Linked DNA regions of Mus musculus: region 2 is linked to region 1. The links are chromatin contacts, found by Hi-C or POLR2A ChIA-PET in ENCODE. All regions are on one chromosome and are shown on one strand. Each heading gives the region's core, a stretch centred on a gene start or an enhancer-like site at or near the end of the contact. The rest is flanking DNA. Distances are from core to core; before and after follow the strand shown.

Region 1 (5,110 bases), core at 1,654-4,153:
CTAAGATGTTAGAGGCACATTTTACAGCATTCTTTGGAGATGGGTTTTTTTGAATGCAGACACTTGCTTTATCATAGTTTTTCTTCACATTGGACTTAATTTGAAATTTTAGTAAAGAAATTGGTTGGCTCTTTGTAGTCAATCTACAATGATCTGTTTATGGTCTTAAGACGACTTTTTTTTTTTAAAGATTTATTTAATATCACACGTAAGTACACTGTAGCTGTCTTTGAACACACCAGAAGAGGGCACCAGATCTCATTACAGGTGGTTGTGAGCCACTATGTGGTTGCTGGGATTTGAACTCAGGACCTTCAGAAGAACAGTCAGTGCTCTTAACCTCTGAGCCATCTCTCCAGCCCTTAAGACAATGCAACTCAGTTTCTCTGCATTTTGAAATATGAGGTGAACTGTAATCTTGCTTTATGCATCTATTGAACAAGCCATGTGCCTGTGTTTGCTACATATAAAAAAGGACCATTATCAGGTTTCATCAGTTGAATTGTAAGTTCCTTCATTTTGGATGTGTGGAACAGAGAGTTAACATACAGGGACATTTTAACTGCTGCAGTGGAGAAATGACTCTTGAGTGAGTATGGGTTACTGACTGGAGGATGCCCGTGTCTGCCTCAGGAGGAGCTTGTAGCACAGTGGGCATTTGGCCTCAAGTCTGAAACACCAAGAACGCTTATGATTGAATAATAAAAGTCTTACTTTGACAGTTGTGTAGGTTCCTGACAACCTAGGTTTCTGTGTTGTTTCATGGAAGTTTCTTTCTTTCTTTTTTTTAAAGATTTATTTCATTTATATGAATACACAGTAGCCATCTTCAGACACACCAGAAGAGGCCATCTGATCCCATTACATGGTTGTGAGCCGCTATGTGGTTGCTGGGAATTGAACTCAGGACCTCTGGAAGAACAAGCAGCCAGTGCTCTTAACCACTGAGCCATCTCTCCAGCCCCTAGAAGTTTAATAGAATAATTTTGATATGATTCAAGTGATAAAAGACTTTCTTGAAATAAAACAGAAACTGCTTACTTATTCTAGGTTTGATATTTTGTTGAGTGGCTTTGAAATGTTTGACTTGTGTGTACAGTTCAGCAAAAAGAAACATGAAAATTTAGCGTGTTAATTTTTTGTTCCTTTCTGCAATTAAGATGCTTTTTACCAATGGCTGAGTAAAAAATGTCCAGACAGAAGCAGTAGGACCTTTATAATCCTAAATGCTGTGCAGATCCCACCTGCACGGATCTACCCTGTTCTTCCACCACATATCTTCAACAGGTAGTCATCTTTATCGTGTGTGCCATCCCATGAATTGGAGGTAGTAGCAGCAGTGATCTTATTCCTCTCTGTTTCTTAAAGTGCACAAGACATTGGAATTGCTGTAATTATTGTGCTGTGTGAGAGAACACTTGAATCTGTTTCTCCCACCTGAAATGTGTCCTGACATCTTACATCGCCCCACTATCTCCCTTTCCTCTGCCAACTCTGCCCTTCAGCACCAGCAACCACCATCATCAGTTTTTGTCCAGGTCAGCATTCTTAGGTCAGTGATAGAAGTGAAATCATGCAGCCTTGGTCTTCCTGGGCCTGTCCTCCTTCACCCAACATCTGACAGTTCATCCTTGTTGCAAATAACAGGGTCTCCTATATGAACCCTGAACTTCATGATGGGCCTTGCTACATTTTATCTATTCATCTACTGGTGGATCTTAGGTTGGTTTTGTGTCTTGCTTTTAGGAGTTAACATTGCAGTGAGCACAGGGCACAGCTGCCTACCTGACAGTGATTTCCTTTACATACGCAACGACTCATAGTTTTTAACTTTTCCAGGGTCATCCACACCGTGTTCATAGTGACATTTCTTACTTACAGTGTAGCATTGTGTAGTCATACTATATTAATTACCTGGGTTATGGAGTGTAAGTAGGTTCCATTGCTTCTGTCTGAACGTTTTTTACTCCGCGATTGGTAAAAAGCATCCTAATTGCAGAAAGGAACAAAAATCCATTAGAAATCTTGCCTGTATTCGTAGGAGTACTTTGATAATAGCAATTTCATTACTAACAAGGCTGGTGGTTAGAACTTCCAGGGTGAGGGTGTTGGAATGTTGAAGCTCTAGCAGCATCTTCTTGTGCTGTGTTTAGCTCCCTTAATTGCATTGCTTACTTGACCTCATGTCCTTGTGACTAGGTGAAACTTTTGGAATGTGTTAACACAGTACCAGCCTGAAACCCAAGAACCGTCGGATAGGAACGGAAACGTGCACTCAGTTTGCTGTAAACTGCATGCCTGATGTTTCCACAAAAGTATTTGAAATTTTCCAGGATATATAACTTTCTTAAACAGCGAAAAACACTACTAAACTATGCAATATGTCTGGGGCAACTGGTTTCGTGTTCTAGAACGATTATCACTCATACTTGGTTCAGGAATAAACTCTTGAGGTGAGAGGTGTGTGGTTTATGCTGTTTGTAAAGAAGTAAGTTTAAATGTGAAGATACAGGTAGAAAACCAAAGACCATAAAGCAATGGGGCTATATTTTCTGGCTGAGCTGGAGGAAATCCAGAGACTTTGGAGACCCGGTTGAGGCCAAAATTGCCACTCAAGTCAGAGTGACTTAAAAATTTTACTCTCTGAAGGGTTGGGCGAGAACCACTTCCGTTTGTGCTGTCAGGTAATGTATTCTAGCTTTGCAGCCCGCTGTACCCTAGAATGAGTAGCTCCACACCAGAACTGGACCACTGCACTATGGGAAATGTGCCCCGCAATCCTCTCCCCGCGACCCACCTCCTCTCTTCCCACTATCCCCGCTTCTCTCCCTGCCCCAAGCCTAGCAGTTCCAGTGCGCATGCGCACCTTTTACATCACTGGCGCAGAGGTTCCGGTCAGGTCATCTGGCTTCCGCCAGGAAGACAACCAGGAGACTGCCAACCTTGTGCACCTGCGCAGATCGCTGCGTCTGTCTGTCACCATGGCAGCATGTGCAGGGGGCCCGGGTAAGTGTGGAGGGTTCAGCGGGCAGGGTACCGCCTACTCTTTTTCCTGTTTTGTTATTGAGTTGTAAATGCCAGTGTCTGCGGGGTGTTCAAGTGGTGGCTGATTTAACTGAGGCCGAAGAGTATCTCCGTGTGACAAAGGTAGAAACAATTTAGGGTAAATCGATTGTTTAGATACAAAAGGAAAATTCATTTTTGATATTAAAAGTTCAAAATGGTTCAGTAAGGTCTCTAGTCCTTCCCAATCATTAGCCCATTTCCCCCTCAAATTTCTGCTACACATTCGTGGGTGGATCCTTCCAAAAAGGTCTTACATACATACCACATTATCTTTTTTTTTTAACCTTTCACTTTTTGTTTGTTTGTTTTGTTTTATTTGTATGAGTACACTGCAGCTGTCTTGAGACACGCCACAAGAGGGCATCGGATTCCATTACAGATGGTTGAGAGCCACCATGTGGTTGCTGGGGAAGTGACCTCAGGACCCCTGGAAGAGCAGTCAGTGCCCTTAACTGCTAGGCCATCTCTTCAGCCCTCTACCTTCTTTATTTTATTTTTTTTTAAGATTTTTCATTTATTAAATGTAAGTACACTGTAGCTGTCTTCAGACACCCCAGAAGAGAGCATCAGATTTCATTACGAATGGTTGTGAGCCACCATGTGGTTGCTGGGATTTGAACTCAGGACCTTCAAATTTGAAGAGCAGTTGGTGCTCTTAACCTCTGAGCCATCTCTCCGTCTCTGCTTTTTAACACACACATAAACATTAAATATTTCTTTATTTTGCATAAAACCTTTGAAGATTTTAAACAATGTATTTTGATCAATTTATCTTTCCCTCTCCCCCAGATCTTACCAAACCTCTCTTCAACTTCACACTCTTTTTATTTGTTCTTATATTTATCAAACGTCAAAGAAGGAATAGAGTGGACTCTCTCAAGGTTGGGGGCCTCCCTCTGGTTTTGTACTGTGAATTTTAAGAAAGTTTCTGTAAATGTTTATGGTGCATATTTATTGGGTAAGGTGAGACTTTTCCCCTCCCAACCCATAGTAGATCAATTCAATATCAATTTCTTAGGTATTTCTTCCCACGAGGCCCACAAAAGAGGGAGAGGTAGGTGTCAAAATCACATTGGCAGGGCTGGAGAAAGAGCTCATTTGCAAAGCTTCTTGCCTTGCAGGCATGAGGACAAGAGTTCCATCCACACAGCCTGTGTGAAAACCAGGGACCCTGGTACAGGAGGGCACTGGGGGGGATGGGAACAGATGGATCCATGGAAGGAGATAGCACACCACTCAGAGTTGTCTTCTTGGTAAGCTCCAGGTTAGCAAGCCTCCCTCTCTCAAAACACAAGAATGACATCTGTGACTGTCCTCTGGTCTCCTCATGCACATGCTCACACAGCCATACCACACTGTAATACAATGGCACTGGCTCTTTGGAAGATGCGCGCCCTTCCTTAGTGAACAAGTGTAGAGAAAAGCGCTGGTGCTTTAGATGTTTCTTATGCAAAGGAAACAACATAACTGTGGCTTAAGGACATCTAACACGCAAGGGGGCATTCTGACAGGAGACACCGCCCCACCCTGCAGCTGTTTTCAATTCCCTCGTCTGAATCAAATCTCAAAGGCCTAAGAGCACTGTGCTAACAGGGATGCTCTTCTCCAGGAGGTGTGGATGACAGTGTTCTTGCCTTTCTGGCCCCTTGGCTCACAGGGTCTCTTCCTGCACCTTTCAAGTCAGAAATAATTGATTGAGTTCTTCTCACTATATCACCTCAACTTTTACTGGCCTTTCTCCCTGTAGACTTATAAGGACCTTGTTATTAAAATGTATACACTCATATAAATGTCCTTTTATTTCTGATTAGCAACCTTAAGTTCCGTAAAATATCTTGTGCCCTCGCTTTCTTGAAATTTAAAAAAAAAAAAAGACGCAAGTTCACAAAGATGCTGAAGGCGTCTGACTAGCAGCCTTAGTTTCTTCCTTCCTGTGTAATACATGGACAGGTCCCCATTACCCCTCCTTCTGTAGGGGCTCCATTGCTCTAATGCTTTCTTCACTTCTGTCTCTGAAATTCTACTGTACCTAGAGAGCTGTCTT
Region 2 (5,110 bases), core at 1,487-3,986, 47 kb before region 1:
AGGCAGATCTCTCAGTTCATTGGCAACCTGGTCTACACAGTGAGTTCCAGGACAGCTGCCAAGGTTACACACACACACACACACACACACACACACACACACACACCATCTCAAAAAACAAAAGAATAGCAAAAAAACAAAAGAACAATATCAATATCACACACACACACACACACACACACACACACTCACACAGCAAACCAAAAAAAAAAAAAAAAAAAAAAAGAAAGAAAGAAAGGAAGAAAGAAAGAAAGAAAGAGGGACCTGGAATTGAAAGCATTGGTTTTAAACCACTTGCTAGTTAAATTAACCTTGGCACTATTGCTATTTTAGATCAGGTCTGGAGAAACAAACAACAAAAAGAACCAGAACTAAGACATCTAGGTCTTTCTAAGGCACCAGCCACATAGAAAAGCTGTCAAGAGTTGTTCTATGTTAACAAAATCAGCTTTTAAAAGAGTTTTTCTTTTATGAGTGTTTTGCCTGCTGTATGTCTCTGCAGCTTGTGTGCCCATGGTGTTGGATCCCCTCACTATTTGTTATGTGCTGCCTTGTAAGTTCTGAGCCTTGAACCTGGATCCTCTGAAAGAGCTACTACGTGATGAGCCACCTCTCCAGCCCCAGAAAGTCCATTTTAAAATATGCCTGAAGGCTATTGATATGCCACAGTCATAGAGCACTGGTATACTGTCTTAGTTATGGCTTTGTTGCTGTGAAAGACACCATGACCACGGCAACTCTTATAGAGACAACATTTAATTGGGGCTGGCTTACAGGTTCAGAGATTCAGTCCATTAACATTAAGGCAGGGACATGGCAGCATCTAGGCAGAAGTGATGCAGGCGGAGCTGAGAGTTCTACATCTTCATCTGAAGGCTGCTAGTGGAAGACTGACTTCTAGGCAGCTAGATTGAGGATGTTAAATGCCCACACTCACATTGACACACCTACTCCAGCAAGGCCACACCTACTCCAATAGGGCCAAACTTTCTAATCGTGCCACTCCCTGAGCTGAGCATACACAAACCATAAAACATACCAACATGAATAGAATCCAACAATTCATGAAAAGGACTGAGCCAATAGGATCATCAGTGATTCAATTGTGCTATGTGGATATCTCAGGTTACACATTATTCGTATCATACTCTTACTAAGAGAGTGTCTAGCTTTCAGTAACAAAGCTAATGAGTGGCAGAACTAGAATTCAAATTCAGGTAGTGAAAAAAGAAGGAGGAAATAGGGGACTGGATTCATAGTTTCAATATCAAGAACATACTTCAAGAATAGGAGTGAGGCAAGAAAGACAGACAGACTGCTCTCCCTCTCAGGTCCCCATTGGTTTCTGTCTTTCCTTCTGGAAGTTCTGTCTTTACCTTGCTTCTCCTTACAGGTGTTCCTGGGGAGGGAATTTGGGCTACTGTACCTGGCTACTAAGCAGGTTCTTTCAAAAGTCCTACTTTATATGTGAATTTGTGTTAACTTATATCCACACCAGGATATGAGAGTATCCACACTATTCTCACCAATGAATTCATCTATAAATTAAGCAAATTGGTAAAACAGATTTATGGAGAATACACTGTTTCTGCTATATTAAGTTTGAACATCAATAAAATGTGGTAGACATGCTATTTTGTGAACTGATTTGCATATACTTTAAAATGTTGTTTTGTTCATTTAAAATAACTCTTATTTGTCCTTACATTGTACTATATACTTTTGCCCCTAATTTGTATGCACAAGCCACTGCTTCTGAATTGAGGTTCCAAAAAGACGACGGCCCCATTTTATCTGTGACAGTGTCCAACGTATAAAAGTGAAAATACACACTGTACTTTGTAGAATTATTCTTATATTTTTGGTTGTGAGACTAGCCTTTAACGGCTGAGCCATCTCTCCAGCCCTTGTGGAATTATTCTTAAGATTAATTAGCTAATGTAAGCGAAGCATCTCTTTTGCATTGTCTGTCAAAGAACAGGCCAGTCACCTTACACAACCAAAAGTTTTGCTCTTGGCAAAAATCAGAGTTTAGAAGGGGAACCAGAAGTAGAGATGCAGAATCTCTGAAAGATAAACTACAGTTGCCAATTACTGAATTGAGGACCTGAGCTCTGACTGTGAAGTCTCTTGAGTACAAATCACAGCAGCGATAACGCTTGTAATCTCTCGAAAGCCTAGGCGAGCCAGCAGTCCCCAAGCTGGTCCGGATACTAATTTTCTCTTCGCTCTCTTTGAATTTTAGAAAACTCGTGGTGAAAATGCGAAGGCCGAAGCAGAGAGCGCGCGCGAGGCATCGGGCATCTCCTTCCGAGAGGGTAGCTGGCTTCTGGTTTTAGACAGCAGCCGCTCTGGAGGCTACAGAGGGTTGGAAATGCAGAAGTACAGCCAGAAGTGCAGGGCGGCGTCGGCCAATCCGCTCACCCAAGGACCGGCATTTAGGAGCTGCCCGGAGGTGAGATACAGTGTCGGCCGCTGGATTTGGCTGGTGCAAACCGGAGTGCCGGGTCAGCTGAGCTGTGGCACTAGTCACCTCCTGAGGCCAGCAGAAGAGCGTCCTTGGAACAGCGTCCGAGCGCAGGATCCCAACGGAGTCGCCTGGCCACTTCCGGCGCGCCCGCGTGGACTGGCTCGGACCCGAGCAGCGCGCATGCGCATAGATCAAGCCTCCCGGAGGGGGCGTGGCAGCGGGAAGCATTCTCTGCGCCTGCGCCCTTCTCTGCTAGGTCGGCTGGGGACGAGCTCTAGGCTGGCGTCGCGCTGTCCTGGGTGTCGTGGCCGGGTTACTCTTCACGCCTCACTGCGGCGTCGCGTCGAGTCCCCGAGAGCTCGGCGGGGTGTGGGGAGGTAAGAGCCTCGGAGCCGCCACCGGCCTCTCCTCAGCGTACTGCGGGCGGAGGGGCGGGGCGGCCTCGGACTCGCTAGGCTGCGACGGCCCGGCCTCGCCTTCCTCCGGGACCCGCCTGCCACCCTGGGCTCTGTGCGGCCGAGATACCCGACCCCATCGCGGGCTGGGCTGGGCCGGGTCGGGCCGCACTGGATCCCGCGAGTCCCCGCGGCGCCTGTTGTCGCCGCCTCCTCCGTTTCACTGATGCCTCAGTGTTCGCTCGCTGTCTTTGGTGCCTCTGAAGAGATGACCTTAACTTTTAACAGTTAACCTGTTTGTGCGACCGTGATTGCAATTTGTTACATTCCAGACTCATGTTCTTGGTTAGCCATGTCAGAAAACCAGCCCGTAAATTTAAATATTAACTTCATCTTTTAATTCAAAGAATAAGTTGGTGATGTCATCCGGTTCCGTCACTTACTCGGCTGAGTTTGGCATTTCTCGAGTTGGCAAAAGTTTAGTGGTTTGATCGTGTCTGTCCGATTTTTCACATAACTTCTTTTTTCCCCCTTCTCTTTGATATTAAACTACACATTTAGTGGCAAGCTATTTAAAAATTAGAGGAGGGAATTAGGAATGAGCTAGTCACCATTCCACCGTGCAAAAGTAACCAGCCGCTTACCATTTTGACATTTTTCTTTGTCCTTTTTTTTTTTTTTTTTTTTTTTTTTTGGCCCCTGTTGCATTTTAAACTTAAAATGATAAGAGTGTTGCTCACCTTTCCCATGTTTTTAAAAGCTGTACACATATACCCATTACATTTTTTTACTATACACATAATAATATGAGCAAAAACAATCTTTTGAAGTAGCTACCTTACAAATAAAACTAATTTTTTTGTCCCCAGTCATAATGCCAATTACACATAGTATCCTATATGGTTGAAGATAATGACAATTGAAAAATATTCAAGAAAATGTAATTGTTAATGCAGAATATTTACCATTTTGAAAATTAAAACTCTGGAAATTCTTTTTTTTCTTCACATATTCACTTAAAAATAGTCATACAATGAAGCAAATACTTTATTATATTAAAAAATCTTGGTTGTTTTTAAATTCTAATTCTAATGTACATTGAACATTTTCTTCATGATCATATTACTGTCTTTCACAATTTTATACCCCTTACAGTCTAGTGTCCAACTGCCTTCTAATATATTTTTATTATTTTTATATTGTTAGAATATTTTATATCATTTTTAAGGAAAATAATAAAATTATCTCCTTTTCTCTTTTTAAGTAAAATGTAGAGAGACATAATTTAGCTTTGAAAGGCTTACATAATCCCTACACTAGATTTAGTTTAGTACTTGTTCCTCCGTATTTTCCCCCTTGCTAATACTATTTTAACAATTTTTGTGGAAAATGGATTTATGTTGTACAGAGTTTTGTGATTTTCTTTCTTTCAGCGTTGTGTATTGGATAGTTCTACAGAAGTATGTGTAACCCAGGTCATAGCTTTATGCACACAGGTTTAGGGATCATTAGTTGTTTCATGTCAGGCTTCTATATTCTTCTGTATCTTTTCCTAGGTCGCTTCCATTCACAGTGGTGCATTACTGATTTACAAATCTTTATCTCAGAATCCTCTCTGTATTCCAGGTTCTTACATTCAACAGTGTCTTGGACATCTTCCCCGGGATGTTCTCAAGGTACTTCAGGCAGTAGTCCAGAAGGTGTTTTCCTTCTTCCTGCTCCTCTTGAGTTGCCTGTGATGGTCAATGCATTGCTATTGGTTTCCCCAGTCACCCAGCGTGGGGATCTGTTGGTAATGCCAGCCTTCCCCTTTGTTTCCGTCTCCAAGAGACTACTACTGTACAGATAAGAGCTACTTATCTGTTTCATCTTCACCTTGGTCTCTGTTTATGTCCTCATTGTCTCTCACCTTAGCAATTCTAGAAGTTGTATTTTTGTTTTATTGTTTTATTTTCTTATTAATTGTCCCTGTTGTTACCAACTTTTTAAAACCATGAAGAGACTTTTAAAACCATTTTAAAAGTAAATATTACAAAAATTTGTTTGGAAATCTGAGAGTATTTAAATGGTTAAATTAGTAAAAATATCTCAAATCATTGTCGGGCTGGCATGAGGGCTTAATGGGTAAAGGAGCCTTGCAGCCAAAGCCTGACAGCCTGAAGAGTTAGACCCCTTCCATGCATGATGGAGGACAGAATTAGCTTCTGGAAGGCCTCTTCTGGCAGCCATATCCACACAAGTAAAT

The links. A loop is a pair of places that touch in the nucleus more often than their neighbours do. ChIA-PET counts read pairs that join two places held with the same protein, here RNA polymerase II (POLR2A).
Region 2: POLR2A ChIA-PET joins it to region 1 with 18 read pairs in Patski. The contact joins the promoter of Zfyve16 here to the promoter of Fam151b in region 1. A Hi-C loop is called at or near these places in 1 of 37 maps with a recorded cell type or tissue (v-Abl transformed pro-B cells). POLR2A ChIA-PET finds 5 or more read pairs at or near these places in 1 of 5 experiments (Patski).

Annotation. Positions count from the first base shown.
Region 1 is chr13:92,481,824-92,486,933 of GRCm38, reverse strand. It overlaps Fam151b (family with sequence similarity 151, member B), which reads left to right and starts at 2,903. Exons shown (of 6, transcript NM_001163627.1): 1 at 2,903-3,006. The coding sequence starts at 2,982. It overlaps Gm52060 (a long non-coding RNA gene), which reads right to left and starts at 2,861. Exons shown (of 3, transcript XR_003950692.1): 1 at 2,798-2,861; 2 at 1,915-1,989.
Region 2 is chr13:92,528,436-92,533,545 of GRCm38, reverse strand. It overlaps Zfyve16 (zinc finger, FYVE domain containing 16), which reads left to right and starts at 2,736. Exons shown (of 18, transcript NM_173392.4): 1 at 2,736-2,847.